Regions from separate parts of the Homo sapiens genome. Here region 1 is linked to region 2. The links are chromatin contacts, found by Hi-C or POLR2A ChIA-PET in ENCODE. All regions are on one chromosome and are shown on one strand. The core of a region is the stretch at or near the end of the contact, and the rest is flanking DNA. Distances in the headings are between cores, read along the strand shown. Region 1 overlaps PLCE1 (phospholipase C epsilon 1). Region 2 holds the start of PLCE1 (phospholipase C epsilon 1).

Region 1 (4,886 bases), core at 2,052-4,551, 49 kb after region 2:
GCAGTGGCACAATCTAGACTCACTGCAACCTCTGCCTCCTGGGTTCAAGCAATTCTCATGCCTCAACCTGAGGCATGAGTATTTGGGATTACAGGTGCGTGCCACTATGCCCAGCTAATTTTTATATTTTTAGTAGAGACAGGGTGTCACCATGTTGGCCAGGCTGGTCTCAAACTCCTGACCTCAGGTGATCCGCCCACCTTGGCCTCCGAAAATGGTGGGATTACAGGCGTGAGCCACCACACCCAGCCTGATTTCTCCACATCTTGAACAGTGTTTCTTATTGTCTGTCTTTTGGTTATAGCCATCCTAGTGGGTGTAAACTGATATTTCATTGTTTTGATTTGCATCTTCCTGATGGCAAATGATGCTGAACATCTTTTCATGTGCTCTTAGCCATTTGTATATCATAGAAATGTCTAGTCAAATTATTTGCCCATTTTTAAATTGAGCTGTCTTTTTTATTTTTGATATATATTCTGGATATAAGTTCATTATCAGATATGTGGTTTGCAAAATAGATTTAGATATATGTATAGGTATAGATATATGAATGAAGATCAGGCAAGTGGCAAAGGAGGTTTACAATTTTATTTACAGTGGAGCTTGTTAAACATGTCCCTTGGACATTCATCTCCTTCTCAATATTTCTCACATTATTCTACCAGCAACAACTTTCAAATATGATTAAAAATTTTTTTTGTAGCAGCAAGATCTTGCTATGTTGCCCAGGCTAGTCTCCAACTTCTGGCCTCAACTGATCCTCCTGCCTCAGCCTCCGAAAGTACTGGGATTACAGGCATGCGCCACTGTGCCTGGCTCCAAATGTGATTTTAAAAATTTTCCAACTTCTCCAGATTCTCCCAAACTCCAGTCTGCATAGCTTTTCTTTTTTTTCCCTCCTCCCTTTCTGCCTAAATGTTGTTATCTAAATTGTTTTTTTTATTATCCAAACTCTGCACCCCAGAGCAGTGGCTGGGAATGAGATTGTCAGTCCACAACCTTGGGCACAAGGACATCATCCAACACAGTGATGGTTGAGGAAGAGGTCGCCACATCACAATAATGCACTCCGTTATGCACAGGTACAAGCAGGGCCATCACTAGGGTGAGACAAGTGAGTGTCTCACCCTTGTGCACCTTCTCTCAGGGTCTCAGAAGTGCCACCCATATACTTCTTAGTGAGTGCCTCCTTAAATTGTGAGTGCTGGGCAGCTCCCTTGTCCCACTCTAGTCCTAGCCTTGGTACAAGGGCCTAAGAGAGTCTGTGGTTTAGAAATGAATACCATCTTCCTAGTTCAGGAATGACCTTGACTGAACCCTCAGGTACATCAATACAGATATTTGTAAAATAAAAGCTAAGAGTGGCTTCTGCATTTTTAAATGGTTGAAAAAAATCAAAAGAAGGATACTATTTCATGACATGAAAATTATATAGAATTGAAATTGTATTGCTCATTAATAAGGGTTAGGGAGCACAGCCATACTCATTCTTTTATGTATTGTCTGTTGGTGCTTTTACCCTCTAATGGCAGAGTTAAATAGCCACAACAGACACTGTATGACCTGCAGAAACTAAAATATTTGTTATCTTGTCCTTTACATGAAACCTTTGCCTATCCTTGGCTTAGAACATCCCTCGCTACCTGGCTAACTCCCATTCAGCTTTCAGGCCTGAGCTTAGTTTCACTTTCTCTTGGTGGTCTTCTCTGCCAGCCCCCAACTCCCACCCTGGACCCTAGGCCAGAGTTTCTGACAGTCAGTGCTCAATATGTATTTCTCGAATGACTCTTTGAATTATAAATGAAGAAGGGCGGTTTCCACCCACTTCTGCTGTCTCCTTCTTTCCTTCCCCAGAACTACTGCAGGCTTGTTAGCTGTCCTCCGCCTGACCCTCAGAGCTTGGAACCAGTTCTTTTGTGCAATACCTGTAGGACGGAATCAGGATTTTCCATTGAAATTTGAAAGGATCTTTTTCAGTCCTGCAAACCCAGCAATCCATGCTTGTCATCTCCCCAGACTTGGCCTGAAAGGTCATGTTTGCATCTCCTTGTCCCTGGCTCCCCATTTCAACTGGCTGTTAGAACCCTTGAGAAAGTTTCTGGATCCTTTTTGCTTACAAGGGAACACCTGAGACAGCTGTGTGCTTCAGTGGGCCAAGAAGGAAACACGCCTCCCGATCTCAAGACCCCAGAGCTCTGTCTCTGCTCTTCAGAACCCCCAGTGCTTCCTAGACAGAATTTTCCACATGGACTGGAGGGAATCTAGCTTCTGTCAGTGGGGGTTCGGGGATGGACATGGTGGTGGAGGGATAGGGACAGCATGCTGTCGTTGTAAGTTGGGGAGATCATTTCATTCCTGGGGTTTGGAAGGTGTTTGTCTAGTTCCTTCAAACCATTTGACACCAATACTTTTGGTAAGAGACCTGAAACAGCACCCCTCTCTTCTAAAAAGAGCCAAGTACTAATTCCAGCTCTGCCATTGGCTGCTTGTGTGACTTGAGCAAGTCACTTTAGGGCCGAGAATTTTAGGTATTTTTCAGTATTAAAAAAAGAGGGAGGGCAGACATGTATTCATTGCCTGCTGTATGTCAGGCACTGTGTCTATAATTTGCATATAGTAATTTAACAAATTATAAATTAACACTTCCTCTTAAGTCTAAAATTGTGCCAGTCTGTGGCTTCCTGATTTAAATCCTGACCCTGAGTTTCAGGTTGAGTATTCTACCTCCCTCAGCAATGCCTCCTTGAGGTTTGATTTGGAATGAATCTTGTGACTCACTCCCTGACGCTGTGTAGTAGAAGGGCAGAGGATTTGGCTAAGCCTGGAAATGTCTGTAGAAGTAAGATGGTAAGTACTGGCTGGATGCTTTCTGTGTCTTACACTGGGCTTCCCAGATGTCTTGTCTTTTATCTTTTCTTTCCTTTCATTCTCATGGCGACTGTCTATGAGGTTAAACACCCCCATTTCATTGGGTCCTGTGTGACCAATGTCACACCATGTTAGCACTTGAACCCAGGTCTGGCTACCTCTAAAGTCCATACTCATAACTGCTCCTAAGTTCCTCTGGAAGATTCTGATGCAACTTACCCCTATAACTTGGCAGAAATTCTGTTCTCTTATTAAATGTGCAAATGTTGAGCTGGATGAGTCCCTGAGCTCTTTTTTTTCTTCAAATGTGAACTGGGTGTGACTTTTGGATGAAATGGGAGATGCAGGGAACAATACCAATTCTTAATGCGAGGGGTGTGTTGTCTATTGAAATGGCTAAGATTTATTTTTTATGACTCAGCCTGCTAGGAGGAGGAAACCAAGCCCCAAGGTTTGAATGTTTTACAGAATTGCTATAATTTAGAAGTACAGTTAAGAAGTTTTATAAGTAAGTAAGCAAGAGCAAAGTCCAAAGCAAACTGCACACATCTTGAGTCAGAATCTATAGCTTATTCACAATCATGCTGAGATACCCAAAAATACTGGCAACGTATGTTAGTATTTTTCCATTTTAATTTAGTTTTCTGTGATCTCTCAGGGTTCTGACCAACCGACCTAAGTATGAAAGACATGACTCAGTAGCATTTCTTTCCATAATCACACCATTAGAATGAAGTTTTCACCTACTTCACAAGGTTGTGAGGCGGTAGGAAAAAGATCTAAGCGTGTTGTATATTAAAGTGCTTGGCAAACACTATTTAAACCTCCCTGCAAGTATAACTTTTCTCCTCTTACTCCATGCTCTAAAGGATTCAGAGTGAGGCACCTGGAGGAAAAACAGACACAAAACTACAGAGGAGGCAACAAAACAAAACCAGAGGCACCCTGTTTTCCTTTCATAAATGCTGCAAGCGCAGTCGAACCCGCTATGGAAACCCGACGCTTTGGTTTGCCTTTCAGGGTGCTGGCATGAATGAATAATAACTTCATTTTCAACTTGAGATTAGATAACTTTTATCACCAACACCTACTTCATTTTATCCCTATGTTTTAATAGAATAAGGAATAGAGAATCAATTTGTTGGTAGACCATGCTGAGTAGCTTAGCTTCAGAAAGATTTAGCACCAAATTATAAATGGTGACACTTTAATAGTGAGTGTGATGTGCATTGGGAGCCAGCCTGTGGGAGTTTGGCAGTTGGAAAGCCCCATAGCTTCATTTTTTCCAGATTTTTGTACCCTTCCATCAGATAGTAACTCCTTAGCCTTGAGAAACTCTCTTCCAGGACAAGGGGAAAGTTTATTTGAGTTCTAAATTGTTTAATAGCAAATGCATTATTTGTCTCTTTAATGAGACCAAGAAAATGGCTTCAGACCCTGGTTGAACCAGCCAGTTCTCCTTTTGATGGCCACAAACCAAATATGGGCAGTGTAATGATGGTATGACTCTGGCCTGACTAATATTTTTGTGAGGAGAATGCCATTATTATGGTGACCATATTTTCCAAACAAAAAATTGGGAACTTTTTATTCAGAGGAAAGAGGGGCAGAATATTTGAAATTGAGACTGACCCAGGAAATCCAGAATGAATGGTCTTGGTAGCTATTGATCACAGCATAAAGGAAAAAGAATGTGAATGAACCAGTGCAAATCTAATTGGTTGCTAGAAAAGTCAGGAGCCTCAAAATGAATGACTTGCTAGTGGTGGCAAAGAATCACCATCTACATGCAAAGAAAACACATTAGATGCCCTGAGAATCCAGTGACTGTTTTTCTCAGAGTTTTTATTTTTCTGTATTTTTGCCGAGTACATTTAGTAGCTACCATGTTTTGGAAATGTGAAAGTAATGAAATAGATTTAAACTCCAGGTCTTGCTCAGCTAAATAATGTCCCTTTCCAAGGAATCACCTTGAAAGGTTGTCCCCACTTTCCATTTATGCTGCCATTATGCAC
Region 2 (5,264 bases), core at 830-3,329:
GAGATGGTCTGTGTGTTTCACTGAACAGAGAGCAGGGTGTAAAAAAGGCACCTTGTGTGCAACTGTTGGCGAGGTTGGGGAGTGAATTAAAATCTCCAGAAAGTCTGGGCAGTGCTGTTCAGAGGAGCAATGAACACTCTGGAAGTACTGTTAGCTCAGACATTCCAATGTGGTGAGGCAGCCTCGGGGACACGACTTCCCTCCAATCTCGTTTAGAGAGGGAGCCATGGGGCGAGCAAAGGACACTGATCTGGACCTGCTCTCTTTGCAAAGATTTGAGGAAGGCGCCCCTTTCTAGGGATGGGGCCACAGTGATTATCACACTTGGATAACTTTCCTGCTCAACGGACCTAGATTTGCCTTGCTTACTAATCATGCAATGACTCATTTGGAGGATTCAATGTTAACTGCTTGTGCATCTACCAGTTTGTAGCTATCTATTCCCATGTGCCAAATTAAAAAAAAAAAGTCTTTGGGGGTGCCAGGTGATGGATGAAGTTTGATATTATTTGATCATTAAATGAATTATAAAACCATAATATAATACTGTATATTAAATAAATAGCCTACCTTGTTTATTGTCAGTGATGCTACCTCTTTCCTCAGCCCTTTATTTACTTGTTCAGGATAACATAGCCTCAGGGATTGAGTAAATTACCACTTCTCACTGTCCTAGTGCTAAAATGCCAAGATCTTAAGGAACAAAGAATTTCTTTAGAGCCCTCTGCAGAGACCTTTCTGAAATCAGCTCTCCAGGGAGGCAATCATGTTAGTTTTCATTAAAGTCCTAGTGGTGAGAAAACAGCAAGACAGTTTAAGGACCAGACTGGCAGATTTTTCTTAACAGCAGGATTCTTTGGGCCTCCTGTGCTTTCTTGCTCCAACCTCTCCTGTGTTCTGGAGCCTCCAAGAAGGAGAGATCACTTTTAAGAGGGACCCGAAAGAAAGGGTCAAACATGAGCAGGAGGAAAGTGTGTGGGAGGAGATGCTCCAGGTAGAAGGCTCAGCTTAAGTTCAGGTACAGAGCTAGAGTGGGAGAGACATTCTGTTGGGTGATCCTTATTAGCCAGGGCATGCTGGGTTACACAGCCATGGAGAGTTAGTTTGGAGGGCAATAGGGAGCCAGTGAAGTTTTCTGCATAGATTAAAGTTGTAAAAAAGGAAGAATAATACAGCGGTGGTTTGAAGGATTGATTTGGTCCAAGGGAGAGGACAGTGGGAGGCGATATGGGCCACAGGAATGGGTCCTGATCGGATGTAGGAGAAGAGGTCAGGCCTAGGGAACGGTCTTCCATTAGAACAGGTAGAGGGAGGAGGCACAGGTTTAGGCGAAAGGGAGGAGGATGATGATTTGATTTTTTTTTCCAGGTCCTTGGCTCTCCTAAGACTCATAAAAGCCGCTCCAGCGGCTAAGGAAGTTCTGTGCAAAGCCTGTAGTTTCTAGTTGTGAAGATCTTCAGGTTTGCTTGAGCAATGAAAGAGTACTGGATTTGGAGTCCGCAGTCCTGGATGGCCACCATTACCAGCAAAAGGAGTATTTCCGGAGCCTGGCACAACGCTGGGCACATTGATGGGGCTCAATGAATATGTATTAAATGAACGAGTGACAGAACAGATTCGAGACTTGGTGCTGCCATCTACTACAGAGACCTTGATCGTGTCCTTTATCTGCCGTGAACCTCAGTTTCCATATCTGTCAACCAGGGGTGGTTCCCTGGGGTAGTGTGAGAGTAAATTCCCGCCGCCTGAGGTGTGCAGAGTTCCCGCCCTTCCCGGAGCCGGGCGCCCCAGGAGCGCTCTCTCTGGCTCCCGCCAGAAAGGATGGCTCCTAGGGGTCAGGGCCAGGGGTCTGGGAAGGGGTCGCGCCGCCAGCAGCCAGCTCCGGGGGAGGCGGCCGGGTCCTCGCTCCGCGCCCGCCTTCCCCGCGCGGCAGGAGCCGGGGGCGGGCCCGGCACAGGCCGCTCCCCCGCCCGGCCGCCCGCGGTGGCGCTAGCGGCCTCTCACCCGGGGCGGGCGAGTTCTGGGAAAGCCCGGCCCAGGGCGGGGGCCCCGCTGCCGCCCGCGCAGCCGCCGCTGTCCGGGCAGCGCGCACATCTCGGCGGGAGCGGACTGTGAACGGCGCGGGTCCACACGGTAACGCTGGGCAACGTGGGCAACGCGGCGGGCGGCGGGCTCGCGCGGCGGGAGGGGCAGCGGCGGCGCGCCCGGGCTCTACCTCCCGGGCTCTGCCTCCCGGGCTCTGCCTCTCGGGCACTTGCCTGGCTCCTGCGCGTTCCTGGGCATCGGCTCTGCAGCTGACACACAGTAGCGGGGACACCCGACGCCGCTAGCGACAGGCGCGCGGACGGCTGGTCCCAGAGGGACGCTGCGCTTGGGGACGCCGGCGAGACTCGCCAGGAGCCAAGAGGTGAGGAAGCGACTCTGTAGCTCGGTTCCTGAGGACTGGAGAAAGGGAAGGATGGGCTGGTTCTCTCCCAAGGCAGTCGACCCGCCTAAGGGAGCAGCCCGACTCCGCGTACCTGGCGGAAAAGTGTCCTCGCGCTCCCGGGGGACCCGAGGCGGGCGGTCCTCCAGGGCATGCAGGCCGCCCTCGCAGGGGCTAAAGGACACCCTGCCAGTGCCTTCACTCCAGACGCCTGCCTCAGGTCGCCCCTTCGTGTTGTGAATACGGTGTGGAGGTGGCCAGTGCAAAGAAAAACGTAAGCTCTTTTTGTGGCGGTACTTAGCAGCGGTATTTCAAGGAAAGTGCTCAAGAGATTGTTCCTGGAGAGATTTGTGTACATCAAGTCCTAGAAAATACAATATTGGACCAGGTCCCGCTCTAACTGATAACTAGAATAGCTAGCTTTGCCTTCAAGTCCTTTAATGCTACAGTAATAAATACACTAGAGCAAGAAGTCTTCTGTCGTGGCGAATGTTAGGTGCACAGCGTAAATTTGTGGAAGCTTTCGCCCCTCGCTCTGTATTTAAGCCATCAGACACTGAGTTCAGCCGACTTAACCAATTATTCAGTGTAAGACTCATTTAGTGATTAATCAGTGTCATTTTAAATAGTGAGTTCCCTGAATACCTGTTAAGTAGGATTCACGTCTTCGAAAAGTTTTATTTGCACGAAGGTCATAATTTCAGTTGCATTATGCAAAATTTGCCCGTAGGTCTTTTAGATCTCTGCAGGATTGGTATGTTTTCATGTTTCTTATACCCCCCGTAGAGGTAGGGCAGGGCCGCTGCCACAGAATGGGCACTACTGAGGCCAAGAATGCTTGACCCCACTAGGGAGAATTTTTGAGAGCCTGACTTGGGAGGTGGAAGCAGGTGACCCCATAGGTGCTTGTACAGGTGCCCAGTTGTCATTGAGGAGAGAGGTGGACTATCTCTAGGTTATTGTATGCATCGATGTCTTCATAAATACTTTTCTGAAGAATGTCTGATGGTGTTGTCATCTAGACCATCTGATGGCACATCTTCCCCCACATCCACCACTCTAAAGTCTAACCATCCTTCAAACTGTGTTTTGCTGGTGGTGTGAGGCTTTTCCTGAAACAGCCAACCTCCCCCTGCTCTGATTTCTGCAGCATTTTTTCTCCAGGGCCCTTTCTGCTCTCTACCTTCTGGGAGTTATTTATGTAGATGTCTCATTTTCCCTACTGAAGGCATTTGCTGTGGCTTTCATGGCAAAATGCTTGCACCTAGAAGACTCTAGAGATAATTGTGGGCCAGTATTAAATCTTAAGACTTTGGTTTTACAACATAAATATCTACTTTGGAGAAGGAGATAATATAATTGAAAGGAGCTAGAGGAATGTATAATGTTTACCATTAACACTATCCTTTATTTACAGCCCCATGGGGGAAATTCCCTTTATACCCAGGAGCCATGTCTTACCAGGTAAGAAGCCAGATTGAACTGGAGGGACATTCTTCCAGTCCTCTTAGTAACATAAACTCCTGGGATGTGGTCCAAGTTTGACCTGTCATTAAAAATTCCATACTCCAGTGGGTTAGAAGCTAGATTCCAATGAAGGCGGTTGGTTTTGTTTTTCTATTTACAACCATTCTTAGTCACATTCTTCTCTGGGCTTTTGTTGTATACTTTAAAAAAACTGTTTGATGTGCAATTTGTTACCTGTAACTTTCTAAATGAATAAAAGAAGATTGAAAAAATACTGTGCATGGTGGAAGAGTTTTCTAAAGTAGACAGCAGGGGACGTTTCCCATGCCTGGGCAAGAGGAGGGATTTGCACAGAGTGAGGCTTGCTGCACGTGTGTGTGTGTGTGTGTGCGCGCGCGTGTGTGTTCCACACACCTGGCTGACAGGCGCCTATATAGGACAGTTGCTTTAGTCTTAATGCCTTCTCTCTCTGCCGGAACTACTTCTGCGGTGGAAGAACAATAAAACAGAGCTTCTGGGTTCAGAAGGAGAAGCAGAGGAAAAGCCAAAAACAGTAGAAGCAGCTAAGAGTGTGAATTTGTTTGCTGAAGTTGCTTTCCTCCCAACGTTCAGTTGAGATCTGTGGCATTGAGCAAGTAGGGGTTTGGTTGAGGCGAGGGAAGACAGGTGATTAGGAAACATGGTGCTTCTGGAAGAGGGGTGGAAGGTTCTGATAGGGTTTTAGGGAAGCATGTGATTTAGTTATGTAAGGCCCAAAGAGGAGAGTTGGAGATGGAGGAGTAGGGAATGGAGAAAGAGAGGAAGACGATATCAAAGATGCATTTTGTTATAGGCCAACCATGTGGCCTACAAAGAAGGGCAGAACTCTCTCTAGCATCATGTGTTCCTCTCTGCTCCCTGGATGCAGAATGCAGGGTTTTTACCGAGGCTATAATTCATCTGTGTTATGGCTTAAATAGATTTTCGTGGGCCAGATTGGGAACCAAGCCCTCGGAGGCTACATTGTCCAACATGGTAGTCACTAGCCACATATGGCTATTTACATTTGAATTGAAATTAGTTAAATGAAATTAACCACCCATATTTCAAGTGCTTGATAGCTACATGCAGCTAGTGGCTACTGTATTGGACAGTGCAGATATAGAACATTTTCATCATCTCAGAAAATCCTTCCCTAGAGGATTGTTTCAAAGGGGTAATTCCTATTAATCTCCAAAGTGTACTGGTTTCCAAATGAAATTTAGTCATAACTTTAAAGTTTCCAAATTTTACATGAAAATAATAGAAGTTGTTGTTGGTAACACTATGGTGCTTACTACATGCCAGGCACCACTCCAAGAACTTTTATCAATTAACGCATTTAATTTTTATA

Evidence for each region. Hi-C counts contacts between places; a loop is a spot of excess contacts on that map. ChIA-PET counts read pairs that join two places held with the same protein, here RNA polymerase II (POLR2A). Pooled maps may share reads with other maps.
Region 1: a map of PC-3 shows a loop between it and region 2 (8-fold over the local background). The contact joins the enhancer-like site here to the promoter of PLCE1 in region 2. A Hi-C loop is called at or near these places in 7 of 168 maps with a recorded cell type or tissue (Calu3, HCT116, PC-3 and 3 more) and 3 of 50 pooled maps. POLR2A ChIA-PET finds 5 or more read pairs at or near these places in 6 of 52 experiments (A549, AG04450, Caco-2 and 3 more).

Annotation. Positions count from the first base shown.
Region 1 is chr10:94,039,435-94,044,320 of GRCh38, forward strand. The region is part of intron 2 of PLCE1 (phospholipase C epsilon 1); the gene reads left to right. Among named protein-coding and RNA genes, the nearest start is that of PLCE1, 48 kb to the left of the region's middle. Within about 2 kb of position 3,302, at least 4 of the 41 ENCODE cell types and tissues checked have a DNase peak (open chromatin) inside an H3K27ac peak, as active enhancers do; they include PC-3 and PC-9, where a contact is called at or near this core.
Region 2 is chr10:93,991,852-93,997,115 of GRCh38, forward strand. PLCE1 (phospholipase C epsilon 1) reads left to right here and starts at 2,080. Exons shown (of 33, transcript NM_016341.4): 1 at 2,080-2,407. It overlaps LOC105378438 (a long non-coding RNA gene), which reads left to right. Exons shown (of 4, transcript XR_946215.2): 4 at 1,369-1,868. RefSeq lists a silencer at 1,894-2,183.